Linked DNA regions of Homo sapiens: regions 1, 3 and 4 are each linked to region 2. Evidence: chromatin contacts called from ENCODE Hi-C or POLR2A ChIA-PET data. All regions are on one chromosome and are shown on one strand. Each heading gives the region's core, a stretch centred on a gene start or an enhancer-like site at or near the end of the contact. The rest is flanking DNA. Distances are from core to core; before and after follow the strand shown. Region 1 holds the start of DDX17 (DEAD-box helicase 17). Region 2 holds the start of GGA1 (golgi associated, gamma adaptin ear containing, ARF binding protein 1). Region 3 holds the start of PLA2G6 (phospholipase A2 group VI). Region 4 holds the start of CSNK1E (casein kinase 1 epsilon).

Region 1 (7,629 bases), core at 1,986-4,485, 900 kb after region 2:
ACTACTGAGACAGTGAAGACAAATTAAGAATCAGAACAGGAAGAGCACATAGCATAGGGATACCCGTGTCAGCGACATATTTAATATGCCCCTCAGCTTAAGACTCAATACTGAACAGACCAAAAGGCCACCTCAATTGCCGCTCCCGCCACACTTGCAAATGAAGCAGCTAAATAAGGTACTTTTCAAGAGGTAGAAAGTCTTTGGATTATCACTCTTGCAAATTATAAAAGACTTCATTGTTATTGCCACATTGCAATGCTACCCAAACCTTAGTGACTTAGGAAAAAATAAAACTTGAAAGTAAGATTCCTGTTAAGGCTTTAAACTGATGATTATCATTCATGTATTTTTTTTTCCTCTCTCCTTACTTCCCTGGCTATTTATTCAAGACATTCTATTCTACACTAAACATTTAATTTGAAACATGTGGTTCTTGGAAAATATGCCGTCTTCCATGTTTATAATTAATGCTGACATAATTAATGACCTCAAAATTCAAGAAAGCCTTTTACTTTTGAGCATATCCATGCCATCTTTAAATACGCACACTGTACTCTCTGGTATACTATGCTGCTCAAATGTTTTTATCCGGTCAGTAATTAGTTTAATTTGGCTTTACAAAAAAATTCACCTTTGAAGTCATATATTAACATTAAAAACCATACTACTTCAAATGTACAATGCCTATCATTTTTGCATCACACATGTGAAATACATGAACTGACCTCACCTATTCCTTTTTCAAAATAACCACCACTTCAACTGTGTAACACTCAGTTGAAACAACAGCAATTCAAATAATCAAGAACATTTCTTGGGAAAGGGAGAGTTGGGGCACAGATCTTATGAAAGAAGGCTAGTTCGTTTGAAATTTTTAAAAAATGTCATCTGATACTCAAAGTATGGATCAGTAATTCACTTTTTTCCTTTCAAATAACTTATTAAAGCATATATATGGTGAAAGGAAATATTAAACCAAACACCAATGGTAAAGAAATAGAACACTATTAGTAACTTGTAGCCCCTCTATGTGCCTATTTCAAGCTTACAACTTTCACCCTAATAACCACTACCTTGAATTTTGTTAACCACTCCCTTTCCTATCATATTTGCACATATCCTTAATTAAATGTGTCACCCTACCACAACGTGCTTTTTAACTCAACACTTCTGTGACTTATCCACATTAATCCAAGTTCTTTTCTCTTTTTCACGGCTGATTCAATTGTACGAATACCCACAATTTATGGAGACATTTGCGTTGTTTCCAATATCCTGTTAGCACGAATGCTGGTATATAAACTTTTCTGTACAAGGATCCTGGGGTACCTGTGCAAGGATTTCTCTAGGCATTACAGTCTAGGGTATAAAGCTTAGGGAGGAATTGCTGGGTCGTTTTCAACTTTCCTAGATAATCTCAAGTTCTTTTTCTAAGTCAATGAACTGAAATTCACTTCTAAACTTAGCAATACTGTCACACGCGAAGCAAACATTCCACCTCTCATCCTCTAAACAATGAGATAAAATATTTTCCTTCCTAATAAGGTATAAATCAAAATAATTTTGTAAAAAGTGGCAACTGAAGTGCTTGAGACTAGTAAATCCAGCAGTTGTGGATCTGAACCACAAAAGACAAAAACGTTTGGAGAAAATATCGTTAACAGAGCGCCTACTACAGTGAGACTATTACATCCATTATCTCTTAATTCCTGACAACACAGCAAAGTAAAGGCAATTATCACGTTCCTCAGAGGAAACAGGCTCACAAAAGGTAGGATCTTGACCAAGGTCACACACACACATATCAAGTGGCGTCACGTAACTCTTTGGGGAAGCGGGGGGGTCGGGGGAGACGGAGTTTCGCTCTTGCCACGGGCTGGAGTGCAATGGCGCGATCTCGGCTCACTGCAACCTCCTCCCCCCGGGTTCAAGCGATTCTCCTGCCTTGGCCTCCCGAGTAGCTGGGATTACAGGCATGCGCCACCAAGCCAGGCTAATTTTGTTATTTTTAGTAGAAACGGGATTTCTCCATGTTGATCAGGCTGGTCTCGAACTCCTGACCTCCGGTGATCCGCCCGCCTCGGCCTCCCAAATCGCTGGGATTACAGGCCTGAGGCACCACGCCCGGTCCACAATACCAAGAACTTTCTAGCGAGGCAGAATAGTTGACGCTGCAGTCCAATTAGAGAAAAAAGGCTGAAATATTAAGATTAAAACTAAAGTAACGACCCAAAAACCCATCCTTCCCCCAAACACGGTCATTTAGATGGCAAGCAACTCCACTGCTTTACATCCCAATGCATTTCCTCCGACTTAAAATATAACTGAAGAGAATTAAAATCTATTTCTAAAAATGAGAAGTTGGTCTTTTCGTCTCCCGTGCCTTAAACAGTGAACTCTGGGGAGAGAACGTCAAGGGTGCCATTTCGTGTAAGGCTTTCCTGGGCTGAAGTGTTCTCTCAGGAAGATCCGCGTTTTTCAGATGAACGCCGAGGCCTGGAGACATCGAACAGCCCGCCCGAAGCGGCCCGGCTCGAGAGCCGGGAAACCAGGCGAGGCGCCAAAGCCCGGGCCTGGGCTGATGCGGCCAGGCCGCCCCTCCCGATCCCCCGCGGGGCTGGGATGGGGCCGGGCCGCGCCACGACGGCCGTCCGCACGGAGAGGCCCAGCGTCGCCAAGCGGCCGCCCTCCTCGGGTCCCGAGTGACCCCGGGGCCGAGGTCCGCGCACGAAACCGCTGTCTCGCCTCGAGTCGCCTCCCCTCGCCTCCCGGGTCGAGAGCAAGGCTCCCAGGCTCGCAGTCCGCCGGGCCTCCCCAAGAAGCAACTCCCCCACCCCCACGCCAGGCCTCTCCTCTCCTCCCCCACCCTTACCCTCCACGGTCACGATCCCGGTCCCGGTCCCCAAAGCCTCCTCCGCGCATGGTCCCAAAAGGATAGAGATCTGGGAGCGGGGCACGGATGGCCGGGCTCGGGAGGGCCTGCGGCTCCGGTCTGGTGACGACCGATGGCGGCGGCGCCTCCGCTGTTGGGGCGGCGGCAGGCGCAGCGCTCTCTCGCTCCGACGCGCTGTCTCCCGTCGCAGACGCCACCGTCGCCGCCTCTCTCGTCGGAGACGGGAGCAAAACACAGAGAATCGGGGCTACAAAGCCGGTGGGCAGGTTTGGCTACGCTCAAACCGGGCAGTGCCGCGGTTTAGGCGTCTCCTTCCTTCCCAGCGACTGCACAAAATGGCGGCCGCCGCTGAGTCGGCTCCAACTTAACGCTGCGTACGGCGGAGACGATACGTAAACAGCGCCTCGGAATAGCCCGAGGGCTCCGCGGGGAACTACGGGTATTCTTGGAAGCACTTTACGTCAGTTGCGACGATGGGTGTATTTTGCGGTCTGTACAAGAAAAACAAAGTACGGAGCGAGCGTAGAGTTCTCGCGCCACCCGAACTAGAACGTGGGATGAGGTGGGAGGAAGCGCCTCTGGTGCGACGTAACATTCTTTGCGTCGTTAGCCGGCCTGCTGTTGCTAAGATGCGCAGTATGCGTAACGCATTCTGTTTAGAGAATAGAGGATTTTGCCTGATTCCGATCTCGGTACAGACCCCGCGGCCGGCTTGAAGAAGTTGCTTTGCAGAGACAATAACCGTCCTCCATATTGTTATCAAGTTTCAGAGTCCTCTGGCGCCAGAGGCCGGGAGGGTCTTAAATTCCGTGGCTGGCCTTCCTATATGGCGCCGCCAGCCCTCTCGCCCCACCGCCCTGGGCCCGCTGAGAATGGCGGCGGGCCCCGGCGCCATTTCCTTTCCGTTGCCTTTCGCTGCTCTGTCTCCGGCAGCCATGATGGAAGAGCCGTGTCCCTTTCTTTCCGGAGTTTGTGAGGTGGCGATGTCCCTTCCAGGTTAAAGTGCCCTCAGCTACATTTGGTTCACACTGAGGTGCATTTTCTGAACCGTATATTTTTACCGTCCCTGGCCGAGCACAGCTGTTGCTAATACAGAAACAAAATGTGCTTGGAGGCCAGGCATGGTGGCTCACGCTTGTAATACTAACACTTTGGGAGGCCGAGGCGGGAGGATCACCTGAGTCCCGGAGTTCGAGACCAGCCTGGCCAAAATGGCAAAACCCCGTCTCTACGAAAAATACAAAAATTAGCAGGACATGGTGGCGGGTGCCTGTAGTCCCAGCTACTTGGGAGGCTGAGGCAGGAGAATCGCTTGAACCCGGGAGTCGGAGGTCGCAGTGAGCCGAGAACGTGCCACTGCACTCCATCCTGGACGACGGGGCAAGAATCCGTCTCAAAAAAAAAATTGCTTGGAGCCCCAGTGGACTCCGTGGGCCCTTTGCTGCCGTTGAACGGCGCTCCTCAGAAGGCCCGGAGAAGACCCCAGCACTCTCAGGAGAACAAGGTTTCAGAGCGATGGTCTTTAGACACAGAAAGGGCGAAGGCTAAGGACAAGTGTTTAACCAGGCTAGTCCACGTTCTCCGCTCAATTCCTTCCAGACTGGCTTCCCTCTCCTTACCTGCTTCCTGTCGTCTCAAACTGCATTTTGAAGCCCCGCAAGCTTGGCCAAATGGCGTCACACGACTGTTGAGCTGTTAGGGCCCTCGAGACGGGCCCATCTAACGTCTCAATTCAACAGATGGGTAGAAGCGGGGAGATTTGGCCCCTCAGTGTGGGTGCTGAGTGTTTGTTTCCCAAATTTTTGGGAACATAGCATAAGAAAAGGAGCTTCAAAAAGAAAAAAAACATGGACCACTGATTTTTCTGTGGTTATGTGTTCTTTTTCCCCAAGTACGTTCTTAACATTGGCAAGTGAACCTCTTAAAGTGATTGAGACTCGCCTGGGTCATATTCTTTTTCTTTTTTTTGTCTGGAGTGCAGTGGCACAATCTCGGCTCACTGCAACCTCTGCCGCCCGGGTTCAGGCAATTCTCCTGCCTCAGCCTCCCGTGTAGCTGGGATCACAGGTGCTTGCCCTCGCACTTGGCTAATATTTGTAGTTTAGCTGGGGTTTCACCATCTTGGCCAGGCTGGTCTTGAACTCCTGACCTCGTGATCCACCCGTGTCGACCTGCCAAAGTGCTGGGATTACAGGCGTGAGCCACCGCACCGGCCTGGGTCATGTTCTTTTATTTACACTGTTAACCTGCCCCAATCCTCATCATCTCTTGCCTGGATGACTGCGCTCGCCTCTTTTTAATCTGCCTGCTCCTGTCCTTGCTCACTCTGAATTTATTCTTCACACTGCAGTCATAGGGGTCCTTTTATTATGTCACTTTACTTAAAATTTTCCAGAGGTTTCCACTTGAAAGAAAAGACAAAGGCCTTACAGTGGCCTACAAGCCCTTGAGGATGCAGCCCTCTTCTGTCTTTCCTCCTTGTTCTACTCTAGCCACACTCGGCCTCAGGGCCTTTGCACTCGCTCTTTACTCTATGTCAGCAAGGCTAGATACCTCAGTTTAGGTCTGTGCTCACATGTCACTCAATCAGGGAGGCCTCCCCAGAACCCAATGCAACACTGCATAACCTGCATACTCTCCTCCTTCACAAGTACACATGCATTCTCTCTTTTCCATTTTTCTTTGCTTTCATTTGAATTAGTAACTGCTTGACATAAACACTTTTTGTCTCCCTCCTAGAGCGTAAAATCTGTGAGTGCAGGAACTTACTTGTTCACCACCGTGACCCAGTGCCTACCTGGCACAGTGCCTGACCTTTTAGCCATTCGACCACGCCATACCCTTGTCCAGTGAGTCTGTGACTGTCCCTTTGTGTTTCTGGGCCAACTGACATCTCAACGGCTTTTGTTTTTTGAGACAGAGTCTCGCTCTGTCGCCCAGGCTGGAGTGCAGTTGGCTCACTGCAACCTCCGCCTCTTGGTTTCAAGCGATTCTCCTGCCTCAGCTTCCTGAGTAGTTGGGATTACAGGCATACGCCACCACACCTGGCTAATTTTTGCATTTTTAATAGAGACAGGGTTTCACCATGTTGGCCAGGCTGGTCTGAAACTCCTGAATTCAGGTGATCTGCCTGCTTCGGCCTCCCAAAGTGCTGGGATTACAGGCGTGAGCCACCTTGCCTGGCCTTTGTCATCAACTTTTATTTTAATTCTGGGGTACATGTTCAGGATATACAAGTTTGTTACACAAGAAAACGTGTGTCATGGTGGTTTGTTGCACAGATCAACCCCTTGCCTCGGTATTAGGCCCAGCATCCGTTAGCTATTCTTCTCGATGCTCTCCCTCCGCCGACCCCCAACAGGCCCCAGTATGTGTTGTTCCCCCGCTCCATGTGTCCGTGTCCTCTTCTGGGTCTTTGATAGTCTTCACTGATGCTTTCTGCTCACGCTCAGATAATCTGCATTTTCACGTAAGATAAAATAATCATAGAGCAGAGGCAGCAGTCAGCTATGTGTTTGTTTCAGGCGAGCAGAGGGATGACTTTTTAGTTTTGTCCTTTGTCCTGTGCTTGTGATGGTAAACCATCAATGTACATTGTCGGGGTGAAATTCAACGGAACTGTTTTAGTGTAAAGATCTTGGAGGCCCACAAGGAATTTCTTTGTGGGCAAATTGTGAGAGGCCTATGTAGCTTTTTTTGTTTTTTGTTTTTTTTTAGAGACAGAGTCTCACTCTGTCGCCCAGGCTGGAGTGCAATGGCGCGATCTTGGTTCACTGCAACTTCTGCCTCCTGGGTTCAAGCAATTCTCCTGCCTCAGCCTTCTGAGTGGCTGGGATTACAAGCATGCGACATGACGCTAATTTTTATATTTTTTAGTAGAGACTGGCTTTTGCCATTATTAGCCAGGCTGGTTTTGAACTCCTGACCTCAAGTGATCCACCCACCTTGGCCTCCCAAAGTGCTAGGATTACATGGCCACCGCATCTGGCCTTCATTATATATTACGGTGTAATAATAATATAAATAGGCCGGGCCTAATAGAAATAGTCTGGCTAACATGATGAAACCCCGTCTCTCCTAAAAATACAAAAAAATTAGCTGGGCGTGATGGCGCATGCCTGTAGCTACTCAGGAGGCTGAGGCAGGAGAATCGCTTGAATTGGGGAGGTGGAGGTTGTAGTCTTAAAAATGGTATTTACAGGCTGGGCACAGTGGCTGACGCCTGTAATCTCAGCACTTTGCGGGGCTGAGGTGGGCAGATCACTTGAGGTCAGGAACTCGAGATCAGCCTGGCCAACATGGTGAAACCCCGTCTCTACTAAAAATACAAAAAATTAGCCAGGTGTGATGGTGGGCGCCTGTAATCACAGCTACTCGAGAGCCTGAGGCAGGAGAATGGCTTGAACCCAGGAGGCGGAGGTTGCAGTGACCCAAGATGGCACCATTGCACTCCAACCTGAGCGACAGAGCAAGACTCTGTGTCTAAAAAGACAGAAAAAAGAGAAGTTTCCTCTAGAGCGCTGAATGACAAGAGACAATGTGGAGAGAGAAGTCTCATACTTACAAGTATATCCTGCCAAGACCCCAGATATACAAGTGAGGCCATCCCAGACCCTTCAGCCAGCCTACTAGCTGAATGTAGCTGCGTGAGTGAGCTATTTCCTTCCTCCCCGCAAAATCCCTTATCTTTTTCTTCATGTTTTCATCTTAGGATATGAAAAGGAAACTGCTGT
Region 2 (7,235 bases), core at 3,015-5,514:
CACCACGCCCAGCTAATTTTTTGTATTTTTAGTAGAGACGGGGTTTCACCATGTTTGCCAGGACGGTCTCAATCTCCTGACCTCGTGATCCGTCCGCCTCTGCCTGGCAAAGTGCTGGGATTACAGGCTTGAGCCACTAGCCTTTTTTTTTTTTTTTTTTTTTGAGATGGAGTCTCACTCTGTCGCCCAGGCTGGAGTGCAGTGGCGCGATCTCAGCTCACTGCAACCTCCCAGGTTCAAGGAATTCTTGTGCCTCAGCTTCGCAAGTATCTGGGATTACAGGTGCATACCACCACACCTGGCTAATTTTTGTATTTTTAGTAGAGATGGGGTTTCACCATGTTGAGCAGGCTGGTCTCAAACTCCTGACCTCAAGTGATCTACCCGTCTTGGCCTCCCAAAATGCTGGGATTGTAGGCTTGAGCCACCCCGCCCAGCCTGCTTCTGTGCTTTCCATCCTTTGAAGGCAGGGACTTGCTCTGATGTGGGCTCTTGTGATGGAGACACGTGGGGGCCTTGGCCAACCACATCCTTGCTCAGAGTCTCAGATTTCTCATCTGTAAAACAGGAAGAATAGAATTCAACTCTGAGGTCTGTGGGAATATTAAAGGCGACAATGACAACCATGGTCCTCTGTGCCCCCCTCCCCTGAGGTTCCCATGCCCGGAAGGGACATGCAGGATCTGACTGGAGTCACAGGGGCTGAGGCTGGGGCCACGCCTCAGTTTGTTTCCTGAACCTTCTACAATCCTCCTCCAAGAAAGAATTGCATGTCCTCCCCCATATCTCTCCTCCAAGTTTGCAAGGATGCCCATCTCCCCAGCTCCTATTCCCTCGCCCCAGCCCTCCCTCACCAACGTTTCCAGTGTTCCAGGGGTTTTCTTAGGAAGGAGCTGAGGTGTTAAATCCTTAGAGGTCGGCATGGCTTAGGTGATTATAGCTGAGCTTTACCTGCCCTTCTCAGGGGTTCCTCAAGTCTCTCAAAGCAACACATTTGCTCATGGTGGGGAATGGGTGGGAACGGCTGCCACAGGCATTTCCTCCAAGTTTCCCGTGTTGGTCCTCCTTCCTTTCACCATCTTTAGGTTCCTCCTACCGTACCTCCTACCCTGATCCCCAGTTTGGGCCAGGCCCTTCACGCATAGACACAGCTCCTGAGTCTACCTTATCACGCCCTGCTCCCCAGAACTCAGAGGGACAGCCTAGAGCCTTTGTTACAAGCACAGCCTGGCTCGCCTCTCCAAACCCCCATACTCACTGTGCAATGTTGGGCATATTCATTCATTTATTTGATGCATATTTATTGAATACTTATTGTGTAACAGTTACTGTTTTAGGGCTTGGGGATATATTATTAGTGAAGTAACTAAATAAAATCCATTGCCGTGGTGGAGCTTACATTCTGGTGGGGGAGAGAGACACAAAACACAACAAAGAAATGAAATATGTAGTGGAGATAAGTGCTAAGGAGAAAAGTTCAGCAGAAAAGGTGGTAGGGAACATGTGGTAGGGGATTAATTTTGCAGACACACTTGTTCAAGATCATCCAGAAAGCAGTGAAGTCAGAATTTGCACCTAAATCAAATCTATTTTGTCTTTAAAAGTGACTCCTGACAGCACAGACATGTCCCTAAATGAATGCAGTAAATGCGATGTGAGTTTTATTTCAGTAATAATTCATCTCAGGCTGGGCGTGGTGGCTCACGCCTGTAATCCAAACACTTTGGGTGGTCAAGGCAGGTGGATCACCTGAGGTCAGGGGTTCGAGACCCGCCTGGCCAACATGGCGAAACCCTGTCTCTACTAAAAATACAAAAATTAGCCAGGCATGATGGCGCATGCCTGTAATCCCAGCAACTCAGGAGGCTGAGGCAGGGGAATCGCTTGAACCCAGGAAGCAGAGGTTGCAGTGAGCTGAGATCGTGCCACTGCACTCTAGCCTGGGCGACAGAGTAAAACTCTGTCTCAAAAATAAATATAATAGGCTGGGCGCAGTGGTTCATACCTGTAATCCCAGCACTTTGGGAGGCTCAGGCGGGTGGATTACTTGAGGTCCAGAGTTCGAGACCAGCCTGGCCAACATGGTGAAACCCCGTCTCTACTAAAAATATGAAAAAATTAGCCGGGCGTGGTGGCAGGCGCCGGTAATCCCAGCTACTCGGGAGGGTGAGGGAGGAAAATCACTTGAACCCGGGAGGCAGAGGTTGTGGTGAGCTGAGATCGCGTCACTGCACTCCGGCCTGGGCGACAGAGAGAGACTCCGTCTCAAAAATAAAATAAAATAAAAAAATATATATAATTCATTTCAGTAGTAAAAGACATAAACAAAAAGCTATAAGTATACACTACGTTACAGCTTTTGTTGAGGAATGCAATAAACATACATATCACTTCCCTGTATAATCTCAATGGCCTTTGGGAGAGAATTTAGAAAAGCATCCCAGTCGCTGAATGGTTGAGTTTAGGGGAAAAACTGACCCAGCACAGCCCCCTCATCTCCTGGATGAGGTTACTGCGGTTCCGCAAGGTGAATCGAGGTCAGTCGCCAAGGCAGAACCGGATTCGCCAGATTCCCTAGTCTCAGTGGAGCTTTAACCCTCCCAGGCACAGGACCGCTGGAGAGGTCGCCACGGGCCGGTTTCCCAGCCGGCCGCGAGGGGGCGACAGAGTGCAATGGACCCAGGTGAGTCGGGGACCAGGCGCCGCCAGGTCGTGACGCCACAAGGTGAGGGAGGTCTTTGATGGAGGGAGATACAGGAGAAAAGGCGCCGAGCTTAGGAAGTCTGTTCGTACTGTCCTCCCCGATTCCAGTCTGGCTCCCACTGCTATCTTCCTCCCACTGCTGGACCCTTCTAAAACAAAAGCCTGACTTTGCTACCATCCGTAAAACTGTAACGACACCTCCAACGTTGCTTACAGGGAAAAAAAAAAAAAAGGGCAGCAAAACATGGGACCTGGGTGATCTTGCCCCAGCCTAATTCCAAGATATCTCCTGCAAATAGATATCTATTTGCAGATATCTGGGAGCCGTATTGAAATACTTCCAACTCCCTGGACTCATCCTACTTTTTTTTTTTTTTTTTTTTTTGAGACTGAGTCTCGCTATGCCGCCCAGGCTGGAGTGCAGTGACGCAATCTCGGCTCACTGCAACCTTCACCTCCCGGGTTCAAGCGATTCTTCTGCCTCAGCCTTCTAAGTAGCTGGCACTAAAGGCGCGCCCAGATAATTTTTTTTTTTTTTTTTTTTTAGTAGAGACGGGGTTTCACCGTGTTAGGATGGTTTCGATCTCCTGACCTCGTGATCCGCCCTCCTCGGCCTTCATCCTACTTTTTCTCCCTGAATATCTTTTCGCACCAGCTCTACGTGGAGAAATCCGACTGTCTTTGAGCGAAGTACAGTATCACTTTCTCTTGAAACCTCCCCTGACACGACCCCTCCCCTGACACGACCCCTCCCCTGACAACACCCCCACCCACCCCACCCCAGTTTGGGGGAGGAGCCCCCTCCTTTGTTCCCACTACCCCGTGGGCTTCCCCTATCACACTGTAATAAATATCTGGCCTTGTCTATCTCCTTCTGTGCCCATCACAGAGCAAAGCAAATACAAAGAGTTCATTAAACGTTGGCTGGATGAATGGAGGAGACGGCACAGGGTTCAAGCTCTGCTACTTGTGCGGCCTCAGGCCGACTAATTATCTGGTGGGTTTGTTGTAAGGAGTCAGAACTAAATGGATTAATTACAAATAGTGCTTAGGACAATGCCCAGAATACTGTAAGCACTCAAGAAACTGATTTATTTTCGTCATTTTCACAGCGGCCAAGGTACATGAGGATGTAGCTTATCGCCCTTTTAAGGGACTCTCCCACGTTCGACTCTAAGCGGAAGTACCCGCTCAGGGCTCCGGAAGTGGCCTCAGAGCCCCTCAGCAACATGCCCGCAGAGAATTCTTCCGGAGGCGGTCACAGACATCTCCGTGACGCAGAACGAGTTAGAGCGTCCCTTGGGGTTTCCATGGTGCTGCCCTTAGCCTGCAGTATCTCCACTTCCTCTCCCGCCTGAGCGCCGGGAACGGAAAAGCAGGCGGCCGGTCCCAGCTGCGACGTAGACGCCGCGTGGGGGTGGGGTTGGGCGAGTAGGTGACGCTCTAGGCGAGCTCGTTGGCCTCTCTATGGTGCCGAGCGCGCCCGTTCGGACGTTGCCCCTTTAATCGGCAGAGGGCGGTGCCCAGGAGGTCCCGCGAGAGCTGCGGGGGGCGGGGGGGCGGTGCCGAGGCTGGGGGCCGGTGGCGGATGGAGCCCGCGATGGAGCCGGAGACTCTGGAGGCGCGAATCAGTGAGTGTCCGGGAGGGGCGCGGGCCGGACCGGAACCGGAACCGGGGGCACGAGGCGGGCCCCTTCCCGGCGGGGGCGGGGTACGGGTCGCCCCCTCCTCACGCCCCGCCCCCGGCCCGGGAGGGGCGGTGTCCTCAGTCGGCCCCTCAGACCCTGGAGCGATGGAGGACCCCGGCCCCGGCGCGGTCCAGCGGTGGGAGCGGGCGCCGCCCACCTGTCGGATCCCTGGGCCATGACCCCTGGGACGGCGAGTGAGCTGCGCCGGGAACCCCCGGGACGGAGAGAGCAGCCTCCAACCCCCAAGGCTCACATTGCTTCACGGAGTAGCGGCCCGGGGAAGGAGCACGCGAGCGGTTCCCCGGGGTTGCATCTCACACCCGGGAGGGAGGGACCCTACTATTTTCAGGCCCCGAATCCTCCACTCTCTGGCCCTGCATGGCGTTCCTGGAGCCCGCAAGTAGTCACATTTGCTCATTACCCCGTCCTGGAAGGGAGGACCCACTGCCCCATTTGATTCCTCCCGCCGCTCCTAGTCTCTAGCCACATAGTGAGAAACCCCCGCACCCTACAGGCTTGGGAGAGTCTTAGACTCCAGAAGTATTAATAATTCCAAGCTCCCTGTCACTCCCTTCAGCCTAACCCCTCAGTCTCCAAGATGCCTTTCCCAGCTCTTGCTGAACTTCCTTCAAAGGCTTCTACACCCCTTTTTTTCTTGTTTCTCCTCAGACGTAGCTTCCTATTGCTTAGGCTTCCTAGCCCGCAAACCCTCCACCTGAGCTCCTTAACCCACAGCCCTGATGATCCCCTGCTCTCACAGCCCCGCTCCTGGACTCTGCCTCTGAAAGCCGTGGCTGGCTTCTCCCTGGTCTAGTGAGGGTTCTCTCCCAAGGCTTTAACTGCTGTTGGGACCCCGTCGTTGCCAGGGCCTCAGGGAACCCTCTTGGACCCGGGCACACCGGCAACTGTCTAGCGTGGTTTGGGGTCATGGCCGGCCCCTTTTAAGCCAGGCTTGAGCAGAGTTGAACCATGAGGTTGGCCCCAGAACCAAACCTCTAGGGATGTTTCAGAGTCATCCTAGCCACCAGAGGGGCAGGGGGTGGAAAAGGGGCACTCAGCAGCCCTTGACCGTTGTGAACGCCGGAAGTGTCCGCCTGGGTCTCAGCAGCAACTGGGCTGGGGGGATGGGTGGGCCCCTGGCTAACTGATCTCAGACACAGGTCTTGAGCTGTGGGTCATACAAAACATTCTCAGGTTTAGAAACAGTGGGGGTTTTCTGAGAGTCCAGAGAGTCTAAAACCAGGCAGAAGTTAGAGATACCTGGGTTTGGCTGGGCCCTGACACACTGGGGCTGGGATTTTCTCCTTTCCTTCCCCCTTTGTGTCCTAGCAGAATTGTAAGATCTTTCCTCTTCCCTTGTGGAGGCTGGAGGTAAAGGATAGCTTCTTCTTTTTTTTTTTGAGACGGGTTTTCACTCTTGTCACCCAGGCTGGAGTGCAGTGGCACAATCTCAGCTCTCTGCAACCTCCACCTCCCGGGTTCAAGTGATTCTCCTGTCTCAGCCTCCCGAGTAGCTGGAATTACAGGTGCGCCACCACGCCCAGCTATTTTTGTATTTTTAGTACAGGTGGGCTTTCACCATGTTGGCCAGGCTGATCTCGAACTCCTGACCTCAGGTGATCCGCCTATATAGGCCTCTCAAAGTGTTGGGATTACAGGCGTTAGCCACTCATCCGCCCACGTCGGCCTCTCAAAGTGTTGGGATTACAGGCGTGAGCCACCGCGCCCGGCCTAGTGAGGTAAATGATGTTATTGTCAGCACTATAGAGTGGCAGGGTGGAGTCTTACCCTGTTGTGAAACACCTCCCTCCCTCTCTAGGTGTTCTCCCCAACTGCCTGCTAGGGAGGGTACTCCCCTCAGGTAGAATTAAGAGGGCTGAGGGTCAGGGGCCATGGGCCAAGGAGGTCAGTCAGATCTCCTTGGATCTGGAGGCCCTGGCTTTCAGCCAGAGGCAGGGGGAGAAAGATGATGTCTCATGATGCCAGCGCTTCCTCTTCACTGGCGTCTGACCCAGGAGCAGTCCAGAATCAGCTTCTCTGACCTCACTCCAACTCACGTGTCTTTGACACTTTAAGGGACTTCCTGTTTTAGGGTCTTCTGGCTGGGTGTCATTGAATGGGCAGTGATTCTCTAACTTTAGACTGATGTTCCCCAGCCTTTGTTTGGGGACTCGGAGGCAGAGTAGACAGTTACCCTTACCCCTGGGTTGGGGAGGGTCATATTCCTGGTATCCCCAGGAGGTCAACAGGGGCTTCATTTTTCTGAGGGACTAGAGGGTCTTGTGGAGCTCCTGGGACAGAGATCTAGATCCAGAGAGAACATTCGTCCTTCCGATCTCAGCTCAGCTCTGAGAGCCCTCCCAGAGAGCAGCTCCCGAGGGCTCCAGAGCCCTCCGAAAGCCCTCCCAGAGAGCAGCCCCCACCTCCCAGGCTGTCTGCACTTCTCCTTGCTATGCTTTGCTCTGTAACATTTTGCAACAGTCTGCAGTACACGGGGTTTGTTAATCTGAGTATTCATTGTTTCTCTTGCTGGGCAGTGAACTTGAGGAGGGCAGGGATTTTGTCTGTTCACTGCTGGAGCCCCAGCACCCAGAATACTTAAATCTGAGTTGGATGAATGGCGGCCAGCCACTGGGATTCCAGGGCTTTGGGCCCCCTGCCATAACATATGGCCCAGGGCAGGCGCCACATGCTGGGTCAGTCCCCAGCCTCCTGTCCACAGATCCTTCTCTGTTCTACCTCCTGGGCTGTGTCCTTCCACACCCTCAGCTCGGTGCTCAGGCGTGGGCAGAACTGGCTGGGAAGGGGTGGTCCTTAGAGGTGGGCTGTGGAGAAATGAAGATC
Region 3 (7,047 bases), core at 799-3,298, 570 kb after region 2:
ATAAATCAATAAATAAATACTTCAAGTTTGAAAAGCCTAAGTTTGAGGTGCTGAGTAAGCAACTAGATTTGAGTATGTCATTCCAGGGAAAGGTCTGGACTGGACTGGGGATATAAATTTGTGGGCTGACAGAATAGAGACGGCACTTAAAGAAATAAGACTGGATGAGATCACCATCCGAAAACGAGAAGAGGCATTTAAGACATGACCCTATCAAAATCCACTGTGAAAGACACAGAACATATTCTCCCAGGGAGCCACCCTCTACAAAGTGAAGTTTGTAACACACTCTTCACTACGGCCCCTTACTCCTTGCCTACCTACTTCCCCCAGCACACACACCCAATAGATGTCTGCAGACACACACACACACACACACACACACACACACACACACACACAGAGTATTTAAATTTCTCCTTTCTGTATCTCTTAGTGATGTCATTCTGCTGAGTAAGAGGGAAACTCCCTTTTGGGGAGTCTCTCATGTAACAAGAAAGTAATCCACGGAAGGAACAAGAAGTGTCCTAAACAGTAGCAAACCTTACACATCAGGACAATCACACAGGCTCTGGTGTCAGATTCCAGCTTCAACCTCATCGGTGTGACCTCAAGCAACTCATGCGCCCTCTTTTTCTCATGTGAAGTGAGAATATCATTGGCCACACCAAGGGTAGCCTAGAACATCAGACAGTCCGTAAATATTTGTTAGATAAACGATGACTGAATGAATGGTGAAGAGAACATATACAGAAGAGCCTGACTCACAAGAGGTGATGAACAAACACTGCCAAATGATACACTGAAAGACAAGGGACCTCCTGCTCATCCTTCTCTCCTTGTCTTCTCATTCTAGCCCTTTCCCTTTCCACTCCTTTCAATTCTGCCTATGACCCAACAGTAAAATCATGTATTTGTACAGGGCCATACTGGTTATAAAGCTTTACCTTCTACATTTTCTCATTCAAATTTTGAACCTCATGGCAGACTTACGAGGGCAGGAGGTACAGTTCCCCTGTCACAGATGAGGAAACTGAGACTTGGACAGAAAACAGGTTCCAAACTCCAGGCAGAAACTCTAACAAAAACAATGCATTCAAAAACAATGCATTCAGCCCAAGGGTGCAGCCTCAACGTTGCCAAACCGAACCTGCCTGACATCCTGTTGGGCGGGTAAGAGGCAGGTGAGGGAAAGACCCAGAAGCTAGGGGGAGGTATTCGTTGGGGTCATGTGGGTAGCCCATTAAAAATACGGCCACAGGTCCCCTTGCCCTGTGCCCTCCCTGTCCCACACCCACAGGCTTGCCCCGACCCAGTCCCATGATCACCCTGGTCACATGCTCCCTGTCACCAGCTTCCAAGTCATCTGTGGGAGCAGGAGGTGGACACAGGATTAGGGGTGGGAGACTCTGGGGTGGCCAGGCTGAGGGGAAGGAGGGAGCATGTCGGGGGCAGGTCTGGAGGCACGCGAGAGAGGAAAGGCAAGGAAAAAAAGCAGGGAGGAAAGGCAGGAGAAGCAGGGAGTGAGAAATGAGTAGAGGCACCACGAAAGGTGGAGACGGACGTGAAGTGGGGAATCAAGTGAGCACTTAGAGGAGCACAGGAAGGAAAATTAGGACGGCCAATGGGGCCTAAAGAGGCACTGAGGGTCGGGGAAAGAGAAGAGATGGATTGACTCGGGAAGTTAGGGATACTGAGGGAGACACACGGAGGAGACTGGGGTTCAGGGGAGAAACTCAGGGTCGAAGCTGGGGTCCCTGGGGTCCACAAGTTCGAGATGAGACACGGGCGGTCTCGGGATGGGAATTGGGGACGCAGGGGGATGAAAAGATGGAAGGTGGGGGCACTCAGGGAGTCACATAAGGGTTAATGGAGGACATGCCTCAGAATCGGAGACACGAGGAATATCCAAAGGAGGGTCCGGCGGAGACTTGGGAGTCCGGAGCGCCGAGGAAGTTGGGGAACGGACCCCCAGGCCCCGCCCACCCGCGAGGTCACTCACCTCGGCTTACTCAGCACTTCTACTTCCTCCTACTTCCGCAAACAAACGGGCCTCGGGCCACGTGATGGCCTGACCACCGCTCTCCGCCAATCACTGGTGGCCCTGTCCCAGGCCTCCTCTAGGCTCCGCCCCCGCGCCCGAGGACGGCGGGAGGCGGGGTCCGCCATTTTTTTTAACTGCCCAATGGAAGGGGCTCCCTTAGCCAGGAGGACGAGCTTTCGGCGGGAGCCAATCCTCGGCGGCGAGGCGCGGCCATGTTTGTGCGGGGCAGAAGGTGCCCGGCTTCTTGGCAGTCCTGTTGATGAGGGCCAGGAGTCCTACCCTAGTCCGCCTTCCGCCTCCTAAAGCGACCAGAGCCTGGAGTCTGAAGTTACTGTTAATGATTGCTCGTAAAGATAAAAATAAAGGCAACAGAGGCATAGGGCATAACAAGGAGGAACCTGTTTTGATTTTTGCCAGGTAGCCTCAAGCCAGGGTTGCCAGATGTAGCATATAAAAAATACGGGATGTTAAGTTACATTTGAATTTCAGCTAAACAGCCAATACATTTTTTTCCGATAGAACAGAAATTGATTATAGCTTTTTTATTTTTCACAACTAAGGCCAAATTCCCTAGGGGAATTACCACATGTCCTTTTTTTTTTTTTTTTTGAGACAAGTCTCGCTCTGTCGACCATGCTGGAGTGCAGTGGCACGATCTCGCTCACTGCAACCTCCGCCTCCCGGATTCAAGCGATTCTCCTGCGTCAGCCTCCCGCGTAGCTGAGATTGCAGGCGCCCGCCACTACGCCCAGCTAATTTTTTGTATTTTTAGTAGAGACGGGGTTTCACCATGTTGGCCAGGCTGGTCTCGAACTCCTGACCTCAAGTGATCTGCCCGCCTCAGCCTCCCGAAGTGCTGGGATTACAGGCGTGAGCCACCACGCCCGGCTCCGAAATTTTTAACATAAGTATAATATACTAAGTTTAGTATTGTGTTAAAAATGTGTGCATTGTTGTCTGGCAACACACCCTGAGCCAGTCTCAGGAAATACCTTAGCACTTTCAGTAGGAACTTGGGCAAATGATCTCTGTGAACCTCAGACCCATCATCCAGGAAGTGGGCACAGTAATACAAGATTGTTGTAATATCTAGAAGTAAATTGGTCCCCATTCGTGCACATAGTGGGATTTCAATAAATGGCAGTTGTTAGGGTTAATAATGCCGATAATGAGGTATTTTGCAGAGAAGCCAGGAGACTAGACTTTAGTCACACATCTGCTTCGGACTGAGCAGGTCATGTCCTCTCTTCAGCCCACTGGCTTGGTTGGACCTTTTCTTTCCCTAATAATCACCCAACCCTAGGTCTAGATGAATCTGCCAGACTGCTCTCCATTTACGTGGGAAGTATAGTTGCGGGTGTCATTCTTGTGAAAAGAAGCGTGTAGGCCGGGTGCGGTGGCTCACGCCTATAATCCCAGCAGTTTGGGAGGCTGAGGCGGGTGGATCACTTGAGGTCAGGAGTTTGAGACCAGCCTGACCAACATGGTGAAACCCCATCTCTACTAAAAATACAAATAATTAGCTGGGTGTGCTGGCCATAGTCTGTAGTCCCAGCTGCTCAGGAGGCTGAGGCAGGAGAATTGCTTGAACCCAGGAGGCAGAGGTTGCAGTGAGCCAAGATCATGCCACTGTACTCCAGCCTGGGTGACAGAGCCAGACTCTGTCTCAAAAAAAAAAAAAGTGTGTTTCCTCCTTAGTCCGTCTAAAGATATTAGTGCCTAGACAGGGCAGCCAATGCAACTTGCGCAAGGTTTAGTTAAGAATCTTCACAGGTTAATGAAATTAACCATCTTAACTAATATCTGTACAGAGCTTTACCAGTTACAAAGTGACTTCACTTCCATCATATCCTCGTGTCCCCATTTTACAGGTGAGGAAATTGTTCCTTAAAGTAAGATTTAAAATTTGCTTAAGAGTTTCAGCTTGACTGCGCACAGTGGCTCACGCCTGTAATCCCAACACTTTGGGAGGCCGAGGTGGGCAGATCACTTGAGCTCAGGAGTTCAAGACCAGCTTGTGCAACATGGAGAAACCTCGTCTTTAAAAAAAATACAAAAATTATCCAGGTGTGGTCTTGCATGCCTTTGGTCCCAGCTACTGTGCAGGGGAGGCCGGGGGGTCAAGGATGCAGTGAGCCAAGATCGCCTGCACTCCAGCCTGGGTGACAGAGCGAGACCATGTCTCAAAAAAAAAAAAAAAAAAGTTTCAGCTTGAAGTGGAGAGAAAAGGATAAAGACTCAGAATTCTCAATGAAAATATCTTGCCTCCACACCCCAAACAAGCAAAGTTAGAGCGATGGTTATCAAGGAGCTTGCAAAAGGCCATGCATTCCACGCACTGCCAAGCAATCTTTCCTTCCTGAGAAAACCCACAGGGGCAACATGAGGTGTCCCATTCTTCAACAAACACCCACCCTTGCATTCAGGATTTTGCAAAGCACATTTGGAAATGCAGATACACAGGTGAATCTAAAATGCAGACAAGGGCCAGGTGTGGTGGCTCATGCCTATAATCCCAACACTTTAGGAGGCTGAGGCGGGTGGATTACCTGAGGTCAGGAGTTCGAGACCATTCTGACCAACATGGTGAAACCCCGTCTCTACAAAAAAATACAAAAAAATTAGTCAGGCGTGGTGGCAGGCAACTGTAATCCCAGCTACTGGGGAGGCTGAGGCAGAAAAATCTCTTGAACCCAGGAGGTGGAGGTTGCAGTGAGCTGAGATCACACCAGTGCCCTCCAGCCTAGGCGACAGAGCAAGACCCCATCTCAATAAATAAATAAATAATAAAATGCAGAAAAGGCCAAGAGAGGCTGGATCAATTGCTGGAAACAGTCAAAGATCCACAGAAGACATTCACAAAATAGAATCTCAGTACCTGATGAAGTTAAGTATCCCTTCCCTAGGTATTTCTGGTGGAAACCATTTAATGAGTAGATAAATCAAAAGATGGAATAGAGGGGATTATTAGGTAGCATTGAATGAGCAAGTAAAGGGATGGGGCAAGTAAGCACGAGGGAGTGTGTTCTGTAGTGCTAGCAGATGGAGCTGCTAGCAGTTAAAGTCAAAAGAACTTCTCCTGAGGTGTTGTGCTAGGCTCCTCCCATACATCAGGGAGGGCGTCTGCCCTCTAAGAGCCCAGAGCACAGAGGGTCAGACTAGACTAATCTTTTCCTTCAAGGAGCTAGATGGAAATCTAACTAACATGCTAACAGTGCAATATCACACCTTTTACTTTTTTTTGGAGACAGAGTCTCCCTCTGTCACCCAGGCTGGAGCGCAGTGGCGCGATCTTGGCTCACGGCAACCTCCACCTCCCAGGTTCTAACTGATTCTCCTGCCTCAGCCTCCCGAGTAGCTGGAATTACAGGCGTGCACTACCACGCCTGGCTAATTTTTGTATTTCTAATAGAAACGAGGTTTCACCAAGTTGGCCAGGCTGGTCTCAAACTCCTGACCTCAGGGGATCCACCCGCCTCAGTCTCCCAAAGTGCTGGGATTACAGGTGTGAGCCACCACCCCCAGCCGACTTCTTACTTTTTTATCCTTGCAACAGCCCTGTGATATAGTACTGCCATCCCCACTTTGTAGATGAAGAGAATGAGGTTCCACAAGGGAAAATTATCCCCAGAGTTGCCAATGAGAGGCAGTGCCAGTTGCCAGTGTCAACGAGAGGCAGAACCAGAATCAGCACCTGTCTTGTCTTTTCTCTCTCCAAACTCTAGGAGCACTCATTATGTGCCAGGCAGTGTTCTTGGTGCACGTGTAATCCCAGGCACTGAACAAAATGGACAAAAATCCCTGCCTTTGTGCTGCTCACATCCTGGTGGGGAAAGACGGAGAATAAACTAGATAGAGAAGGAAACAGAGAGTGTGTTTTGCTAATGTCTTTGAGTGAGGGTGTCATCATGTTAGCATCTTACATTCAAAGCACCTTAACTGTGGGATCTGGGCATGTCTATTTGAATACCTTTGCACTAGTCCTCCAATTATCTGTGTGTTTGAACTTTTTCTTTCTTTCTTTCTTTTTTTTTTTTTTTTGGAGACAGGGTCTGGCTCTCTCACCCAGGCTGGAGTGCAGTGGGGTGATCTTGGCTGACTGCAATCTCTGCCTCCTGGGCTCAAGCGATCCTCCCATCTCAGTGTCCTGAGTAGCTGGGACTACAGGTTCAGGCCACTATGCTTTTTTTTTTTTTCGGTAGAGTCTGCTTTTCGCCATGTTGCCTAGGCTGGTCTCGAACTCCTGGCCTCAAGCAATCTGCCTGCCTCAGCCTCCCAAAGTGCTGGGATTATAGGCATGAACCACTGTTCTTGGCCTGAACATTTTTATAATTAAAAAGTTGGAGGAAGCTGGGCACAGTGGCTCATGCCTGTAATCCCAGCACTTTGGGAGGCCGAGGCGGGCAGATCACTTGAGGTCAGGAGTTCAAGACCAGCCTGGCCAACATGGTGAAACCCCGTCTCTACTAAAAATACAAAAATTAGCTGGGCGTGACAGCTGGCACCTGTAATCCCAGCTACTCGGGAGGCTGAGGCAGGAGAATCGCTTGAACCCGGAAGGCAGAGGTTGCAATGAGCCAAGATCTTGCCACTGCACGCCAGCTTGGGCAACAGAAGGAGACTCTGCCTCAAAACAAAACAAAACAAAACAAAACAAAAAGTTGGGGGAATATATAGTGAGTTAGAGGGTGAGGAATGCTGGGGAGTAAACACAGGAAGGAGAGACCGGGGAGGGTCACAGTTTTAACTAGATGGGCCAGGAAAAGCGTTAGAAGGGAGATAATTAAATAAAGACCTGATGGAGGCGAAGGAGTGAGCTATGTGCACAACCAGGAAAAGAGTGTTCCAGATGGAGCAAGAACAAAGGCCCTGAGGCAGAAGCCCGCCTGGCTTGTTTTAAGAGGAAAAGCAAAGAGGCTATTATAGCTTTGTTTTGGAGTAGAGAGCCAGTGGGGGTGTAGTAGGCAATAACGTTGAGGTTAAAAGGATATTGGGAGTAGAAC
Region 4 (7,327 bases), core at 3,520-6,019, 710 kb after region 2:
CATCTGGCTGGCACTTTAGAGTTTACAAAATACTTTCCCATCTGTCATTTCATCTCTGCCTTGGAACAGTTCTTGGTCAGTCAGGCAGCATTATCACAAACTACAGATGGGGACACTGAGGCACAGAGGAGCTGCATGACCTTCCCACAGCCACACAAAGCCACGTCTAGAACGCAGAGCTAGACGTCTAACGTCTCCCTCGGCATGTTCTGTCTTCCACGCTCTCACTCATGTGGAGGGCTGTGGGCATACAGGCTGCTTCTGCCAGTTTTCTAGAGCGGTCTTGGGAGGCCAACTTGACCATCTGTGCCTCAGTTTCCTGATGTGCCAAACAAATAATCTGGTACTATCTCTAGGGGCTGCAGAAAGTACCCTGCAAGGAAGTGGTCAGGGAACTCCCAGTCTCCGTCCCCGTCTCCATTGAGGCTTCCTTAGCACATTTCATACTCCAAGGAACCCTAACCATGGGGTAACAGAAACCCCGAAGTTCTGAGCTGATGGACACGACACACAGACTTGGTGTTCTCTGCACTGGACAGAGCTGATTTTCATTTTCCAAGGAGGGTAACCAAGGCACAGAGGTGTGTCTAGCCTGCTTCTGAGGGTGCAGGGACAGGAATGAGGATAACTCGTAGAAGGGCTGGCCACCTCACTCCAGCAACTTCAAGCCTCCACCCGCTAATCCACAAGCACCAACACTAAATACCTTCCCTTTGGACCAATAAGCACAAAGGAAGGGCCAAGACTCATGACCGTGCCCCTCAGAAGTGGCACTGAAAGGCGCAAGCCTCATTTCTCCCAGGCCAAGGGGAGGACTGAGAGGTCAGTGATTTGTTTAAAATGCAACATCACAGCATACTCATACTTTCAACAGGAAGCACATCCGGAGAGAAAAAGAGAGAGAGAGAACTCCCTAATGAGGAGACCGCATCCCCCCACCCCACCCCCGAGGTTACAGGGGAGCCTGCGTCATCCCAAAGCCTGCCTGGGCTGGGTTCCAGGAGGCCAGGACATAGAGAGGGGGGCCTGGCTAGGGGTCCAGCAGCAACCCAAGTCCCTTCTATCTACCAATATCCTTCTCCCAGGAAGCAGGGGAGAGGATGTGAACCCCGCCTGGGTTTTCCCACACCCAGCTGGTGACCCAGCTGACCCGGGACACTGAGGCACAAAAGAACCGCATGACTCCTGCAGAAACTGGAGCTAAAAATACCCTCCAGTGCCCAGCCTGGCCTGCGAGAGGAGCCCCCTGGCCTGCCTCCCGGCAACCTGCTGCTTCCTTCCCCATCTGGGATGGCCCTGGGGCAAATCATGCCCCTGGAGCCACATTCTGACTTCAGATCCCCAAATCCTGGGGTCTTTCCTCCTCTTGGTCCCATGGGCTGGCCCCAGGGGCTCCAGCTGGAGCTAGGAACACTTACCCAGGTAGATATCTCCGAAGGACCCGCTCCCGATCTTCCGTCCCAGGCGGTACTTGTTCCCCACACGTAGCTCCATGGCTCACTCTTGCTGCAGAGGAAGCAGGAACATGAGGGTCAGCGACGTGGGGAGCCGGGAAAGGGGTCCAGTCCACCAAGGCCAGGCAGAGCCACCAGGAACTCGAAAACCTGCATTCTCGAAGACCACATTCTGCAGGTGTCAGGTGGCCCACAGCCTGCACTCCACACACCTGGGGAACAGCTAAGGCAGGCTGAGGACAGGTTTCAGTGTGGCCAGAGAGGAAGCAGCCAAGCAAGCATGTCTTTGGGGGATGCTCATTCAGGGGCCCCTCAAAAGAAGCTTCTCAAGGGATCACAACGGGCATCAGCCCTCTTACACCTCCTACCCCCCAGGCTCCCACAGCCTGGCCTGGTCTTCCCAAGTACTGCCCCTGCCCAGAGGCCAGACCTCGCCAGTGCCCAGCACGCCTTGCAGGAGAAAGTCGCATCCCCTACTGGGGGGAAGGCAGAAAAGAATGCCCTCGACCATCCACCTTCCAGCCACCTCCCCATCTCTACGTCATGACACCAAGACCTCACACGGAGGCCCATAGCCGCTTGGATAAACTGTTTGGAGCTGGCGTCCTTTAAGACTAGGAGGGTCTCCTAAGAGGGCCCTCATAGAACAACAAAGGGGACTGAGCCAGGGTTTTAGCCGCCTGCCCCGGATGGGTGGGAGGAGGAGTTCTGATGTGAGCAGCTTCTCTCCTTCCTCAGGGCCAGGGGGGAGCCCTCTGCTCTGGCCTGGGGCAGAGGAGGGACCCCTCTGCTCTGGCCTGGGGCAAAAGTCCGGACACCCTGTTCCTGGTCAGCAGAGGAGGAAACTGAAGGCCTGGAGGCAGTGCTGCCGTGGGGACAGGGACCAGGGACTGCAGTAAACAGGGGGAGGGGTGTTTACAAGAGGACCAGCATCAAGGACTAGCAAGAGGGAACTCCTTTCACAGACAGGGTACTCAGGCTCACAGAGGCCATGCCACCTGTCCCACACCACCCTGCAGATGGTACAGCCTCGCCGAGGACAGGGCTCCGGCTGTCCCACCTGGTGGTCTCCCACACTCACAAACAGGGCAAAACAGGAAGACTGCAGAGCAGCTGTGCTGGCACAGAAGATCAGCCCCTTGCCCGTGCCAAGTGCTGCCCCCAACAACCAGGCCAGCCTGGGAGGGAGATGGATTCCAGGGACAGTGGGCAGATCCCAGGAGAGACAGGGAACCCCGGCACCTGGCTCCCAAGGAGCTCACCAGCCCTCCACCAATAACCACGAGGCAGGGACCTCCACCAGAGCTGGCCAAACTCTGGGCTCTCAATCAAGGGCCGCTGCCCATATGCTTGGCCTGTCTCAGCTGAGGTGCCACGCTGCCAGGGGAACACAGTCCACGTTTGCAGGAAACCCACACGCCACACATCCCACGTACACACACGTCCAGCTTCCCGAGTGTGTACACTCCAACGGAAGAAAGAAAAGCAGGCACACACAGTGAGCCCTGTTGGGGGGTAAGGGGGGGTGTGCACGCAACCCCCCCCCAACACCTCAGTCCACTTTCTGCCAACACCAATTCAGAGACCACACATGGCAGCCAGGAAACCCGCAGGTTAGGAAAGGAACATAAATATACCCGCATCCTATATTACATAAATACCCACGCCGGGTTATATAAATACCCGTGCCCTCTGTCTGGGTGTCTTACATAAATATACTGCACATGACCCCCCAGTCTCTCCCCACTCACCGGCTGTCTGCAGAGAACGAGAGCGGGAAGGGGCAAGCCCTTCAGGACCCCCTGACTGCTATGTGCCAGCCACCCAGACCCCCAGTCGCTCCCCAACACCCCAGGGGTCCAAGGTCCCTGGGGGAGCCTAGACTGTCCCGGCACCAATACCCAAAAAGCCTCCCAGAGGAGAGCAGAAAAGCTTCATTCAGGAATGGAGAGGCTTTTCAGTTCTTTTGCTGCTTCTCCCATGGGGGAGGGGGGGAGATAAACAAAGTGGGGGGAAAAGTGGATATAAAGGTTCAAGAGTTTCAGCAGGTTAAAAAAATTAGACAAACTACCAACCAGCATGGCACACGGGCAGTGCTTCTTACTCCCCGAACACCATCGCCTACCCCTGAGCCGGGGCCCTTGTCCCTCGGACGATTAAAATAAAAATTGAAGGGACATCATAGAAACGAAGGCAAAGGAGACCCAAACACAGGCATTGCTTGGAAGCAACTTGAGACACTTGTGTCCCCTTCTCCTCTCTCCAAATCCTTCTCCAGGAAGGAGGCTATGCCAGGAAGAAAATATGCAAGAAAACTAAGGGAAAAGTTGGGGAGGGGGCTCACCCCACTTCGAGTTAGGGTATTAACAAGAGCTTGGGAATCCTCTAACGACACCCAGACACTGTTTTGCGTTCCTTAGAGACTTGCAAGACATCAATCTCTCACACAAAAATGGGAGAATCCGATCCGACAAATAACCCCCACCCCTTTCTTTCTCTCCACAAAGAAAAACAAATCAGTGGCCTGGTGACCACACACCTCTTCACCTTAGGACCCCCAAACGCCCGTCATCCAACGAGCGGGCGCAGCCTTGCGAACCCCCAGGTCCGGGCGCCGGGGCCGGGAGAGCAGGGGGCGCCGGTGATTGTCCGATGAAACGCTACGCGGGCCCGAATCAACAGTATCCGGCGCCCAGCACCCCAAGCCCCCTCCCTCAGCGTCCCCAAATCACAGCCGGGGTGGCCGCCTGGCCGGCCGGGGCCTCGGAGGGCCCAGCGGGGGGAAGCGGAGGCAGGCCGGCCGGGGGGCCTCCCCCGCGAGCCTGCAAAATAACAGGCCCCCTCCTCCTCGTCCCCAGCCGCGCCTTTGTCCTCGCCGGGCCGAGCGGGCGGCGCCCGGGCTGCCCCCCCTACACCCCAGCGCGAACGCGCGTGTGTCTGCCCTCCCTTCCCTCCCTCTCCAGCAAAAACAAAGAGGCTGAGGGAGCCCGATTCCCCCCAGGTTTGCACCCTTCCGCGGGCCCGCGGCCCCCCGATATTTACCCCGCCGGGAAGGCGCCGATGCCGGGCCACTGCTCGGGGGGCTGCCGCGGGCGGGGGCGGCCCGCCGGGGCGGATGCCGGAGGATTCGCGGAGCCGCCCGGCGCGCCAGCCTCTCCCGGCCCAGCCGCCGCCGCCGCCGCCGCCGCCGCGCTCCGCTCGGCCCCGGCCGGGCTCTGGCTCTGGGCTCTCGCCGCCGCCGCCGCCGCCGCCGCCGCCTCCCTCCTCCCGGCCTCCTGCCCGCCCGCCCGCCCCCGCCGCCGGCTCGCGCGCTCTCGCACCGCGCGCGCCCGCCGGCTCCCATTGAGCCCCGGGCCCGCCCGCTGATGTCATCCCCGGCCCGCCGCCGCCGCCCCGGAGGATTTAAAGGGCCCGCGCCCTCCGCGCTGGGGGCCGCAGCTGCGAGACGCAGTTCCCCAGCCTCAGTGCAGGCGCGCGGGCTTACGCGTGGGGGTGGGGGAGCACACAGATACTGACACCCTAATGCAGTCCAGGGCACAGGTGGAAAAGACGGGGTGCGGGGGGGACAGAGGGAAGAGGAGGGCGCACAAAAAGCGGAGGTGAGGGGATGGGAGGGGAGGGTCTAGACCCAAAGTCTCCTCTCCCCGCCTGCCAGGATCTCTCTCCTCTCCAGGCAGAGCACTGGGCCCCTGCGAAAACAGGCGGCTATTCACGACACTGCAAAAGATGTTAGACTGCTGGAGGCTCAGTCCGCCTCCAGGTTCCGAGTGCCGCAGAGAACACAGGCCAGGTTGATTCAGGGCAAGAGATTTGAGGAGACAGCTAGGGATGTCGACACAAGGCCCAGAAAGGTAGCCTGGGCTCATACATTCTCCTCCCGTGGAAAAACGAAGGGCAAAGACCTCTTCTTCTTTTCCCTGAAGCTCAAACTGTGATGGGCACAGAGAGGACCCCTCAGATCCCAACCTCATTCTCCCCTGTTGAAGGAGGGGTGCCACAAGTACCAAAGCACCGACACTTGAGTCTGGGCTCCGAGTGGTGCACGTTTAGCCAAGCCACCTCCCAGCTCTGAGCTTGGGTTTCCTTAAACAGCAAATGGGAGGAAGGACCCTGTCCTCCCCAGGTCACAGAATTAATAAAAGCTTCTACCGGCATGCAGAGCCGCGATGAAAGGTTGCAGAACAAAGTCATTAAAGTGATGATATTTACACTGAGCCATGCAAAGCTTCCAATTATGACACACCTATATTCACACAGTTGTGACTGTGGACACGCAAAATGCCTGAGGCCCTGCGTCCAATCCCGGAAGCACAGTTCCTGGGAGGAGTCACTTCTATAATAGCCGTATCTTCCCTCCTCGAGGCTGAGGGACTGAGTCACACACGTGTCCAAACGGGCAGGAGCCCCACAGACTAAGTCCTTTCGCCGGCCAGGAAACTGGCCCAGAGAGGGGAAGGGCTTTGCCCAGGACCACAAAGCCCAACAGGACAGCTCTGTTCTCCCAGCGATCACCAGGAAACTGGGTCTATCTAGAGCCCATTTCCAAGAGCAGGAGAGTGAGAAGCCTCCTCCCAGGAGGGCCTGCCTTCAGTGACACCTTTGCCAGAGCAGGGGGTCACCAGCCAGGTGGTGGGCTTTACTTGGCCTGCGCGGTGCTTTCTGTTGTTGTTTTGTTAATTAATCCCCAAAGTTTTTTTTTTTTTTTTTGCTTTTTGTTTTTGTTGGTTTTGAGATAGAGTCTCGCTGTGTGGCTCAGGCTGGAGTGCAGTGGCTCAATATCGGCTCACTGCAACCTCTGCCTCCTGGGTTCAAGTGATTCTCCAGCCTCAGCCTCCCTCCTGAATAGCTGGAATTACAGATGTGCACCACCACACCTGGCTAATTTTTGCCCAGGACCACACAGTATTTTTAGTAGAGACGGGGTTGGCCAGGCTGGGCTGGAACTCCTGACCTCAAGTGATCCGCCTGCCTCGGCCTCCCAAACTGCTGGGATTATAGGCGTGAGCCACCATGCCTGGCCACTCCCCAAAGTTTTAAAACTGGAAGATTTCATATTTCAGATCCAGATTCCCTGTTTCTCTGGGGGCATTAGGAGATCCGGTAACTCTGGGCCCAAGTTCTCAGCCGGCCTGAGCGCCACCCCACCGCCACCCATTTTGTTTCTTTCCTCACATGAGCCCAGGCAGAGAGGCCTGGGCACAATTGAGCAGGGGGTGAAGTCTGCCCCTGTGTCCTCCAGTCCTTACCACCCCTAACCTTCCAACCTGGGCCCTGCTTCCCAAAGCCCTCCTCTTCTTCAGCACTTTCAAGGCAACCAGCCCTGGGAGAGGAGGTTATTTGTTATCTCATTTAATCCTCTCAAACAACAACAGATTACACTGTATTCTTTCAGAGAAGGAATCAGGCTCCTCCCAGTGCTTGCCTAAGGGCACAGATCAACCTCTCCCTTAAACTGGGCCTGGCTGGAACAGACCCCCTGCCCCTTCCTAACCCAGCCAGATCGCCAGGTCTGACTGCAGCACGTTCACGTTCTCCCCTCTGCATTCAGGACTTGTAACCACACCTCCCACCCCAGCACCCCCACCCCACCCCCTGCCCCAGTTAAGATCCTGCTCAGTTCCCTGGGCCAGCCAGGCTGAGGAGCCCGGCTCATCCCCAGGCCTGCTAGGGAGCCTCCCTGCCTTGCCATTGGAAGGACATGCTGTTGTCCACTGCCTGAGTTGTGGGCCCAAGTCCTTGTCCTTCCTATCCCTGGAAGACCTGTGTGTGGGCCCTTCCAAAGAGCTTTGCAGTGAAGCTATAAGGGAAGGCAAACCATGACACAAAACCCAGCTGAGGAGGGGAGACTGGTCCAAAGTGAAAAACAAAACCTT

What was found. Hi-C counts contacts between places; a loop is a spot of excess contacts on that map. ChIA-PET counts read pairs that join two places held with the same protein, here RNA polymerase II (POLR2A). Pooled maps may share reads with other maps.
Region 1: a loop to region 2 is called in a map of B cell, with 7 times the contacts of the local background. The contact joins the promoter of DDX17 here to the promoter of GGA1 in region 2. A Hi-C loop is called at or near these places in 1 of 168 maps with a recorded cell type or tissue (B cell), 3 of 37 single-sample maps with no recorded cell type and 9 of 50 pooled maps.
Region 3: a pooled map shows a loop between it and region 2 (8-fold over the local background). The contact joins the promoter of PLA2G6 here to the promoter of GGA1 in region 2. A Hi-C loop is called at or near these places in 3 of 37 single-sample maps with no recorded cell type and 6 of 50 pooled maps. POLR2A ChIA-PET finds 5 or more read pairs at or near these places in 1 of 52 experiments (BJ).
Region 4: a map of B cell shows a loop between it and region 2 (10-fold over the local background). The contact joins the promoter of CSNK1E here to the promoter of GGA1 in region 2. A Hi-C loop is called at or near these places in 1 of 168 maps with a recorded cell type or tissue (B cell) and 7 of 50 pooled maps. POLR2A ChIA-PET finds 5 or more read pairs at or near these places in 1 of 52 experiments (activated CD4-positive, alpha-beta memory T cell).

What each region holds. Positions count from the first base shown.
Region 1 is chr22:38,503,076-38,510,704 of GRCh38, forward strand. It overlaps DDX17 (DEAD-box helicase 17), which reads right to left and starts at 3,236. Exons shown (of 13, transcript NM_006386.5): 1 at 2,876-3,236. The coding sequence starts at 3,162. It also overlaps a transcript of DMC1 not described here. RefSeq lists enhancers at 2,301-3,192, 3,072-3,261, 3,193-4,084, 3,662-4,071 and silencers at 2,512-2,681, 2,712-2,981.
Region 2 is chr22:37,604,570-37,611,804 of GRCh38, forward strand. GGA1 (golgi associated, gamma adaptin ear containing, ARF binding protein 1) reads left to right here and starts at 4,265. Exons shown (of 17, transcript NM_013365.5): 1 at 4,265-4,334. The coding sequence starts at 4,292. RefSeq lists a cis regulatory region at 2,441-2,900, enhancers at 3,645-3,724, 3,875-4,044, 4,649-5,270, 4,985-5,094 and a silencer at 4,205-4,654.
Region 3 is chr22:38,179,782-38,186,828 of GRCh38, forward strand. It overlaps PLA2G6 (phospholipase A2 group VI), which reads right to left and starts at 2,049. Exons shown (of 17, transcript NM_003560.4): 1 at 1,883-2,049. RefSeq lists enhancers at 452-621, 902-971, 1,602-2,051, 2,001-2,295, 2,212-2,321 and 1 more and a cis regulatory region at 5,129.
Region 4 is chr22:38,312,664-38,319,990 of GRCh38, forward strand. CSNK1E (casein kinase 1 epsilon) reads right to left here and starts at 4,770. Exons shown (of 11, transcript NM_152221.3): 1 at 4,497-4,770; 2 at 1,419-1,506. The coding sequence starts at 1,494. TPTEP2-CSNK1E (TPTEP2-CSNK1E readthrough) reads right to left here. Exons shown (of 15, transcript NM_001289912.2): 6 at 1,419-1,506. The coding sequence starts at 1,494. RefSeq lists enhancers at 2,039-2,098, 2,169-2,338, 2,359-2,408, 6,210-7,114 and a silencer at 4,098-4,487.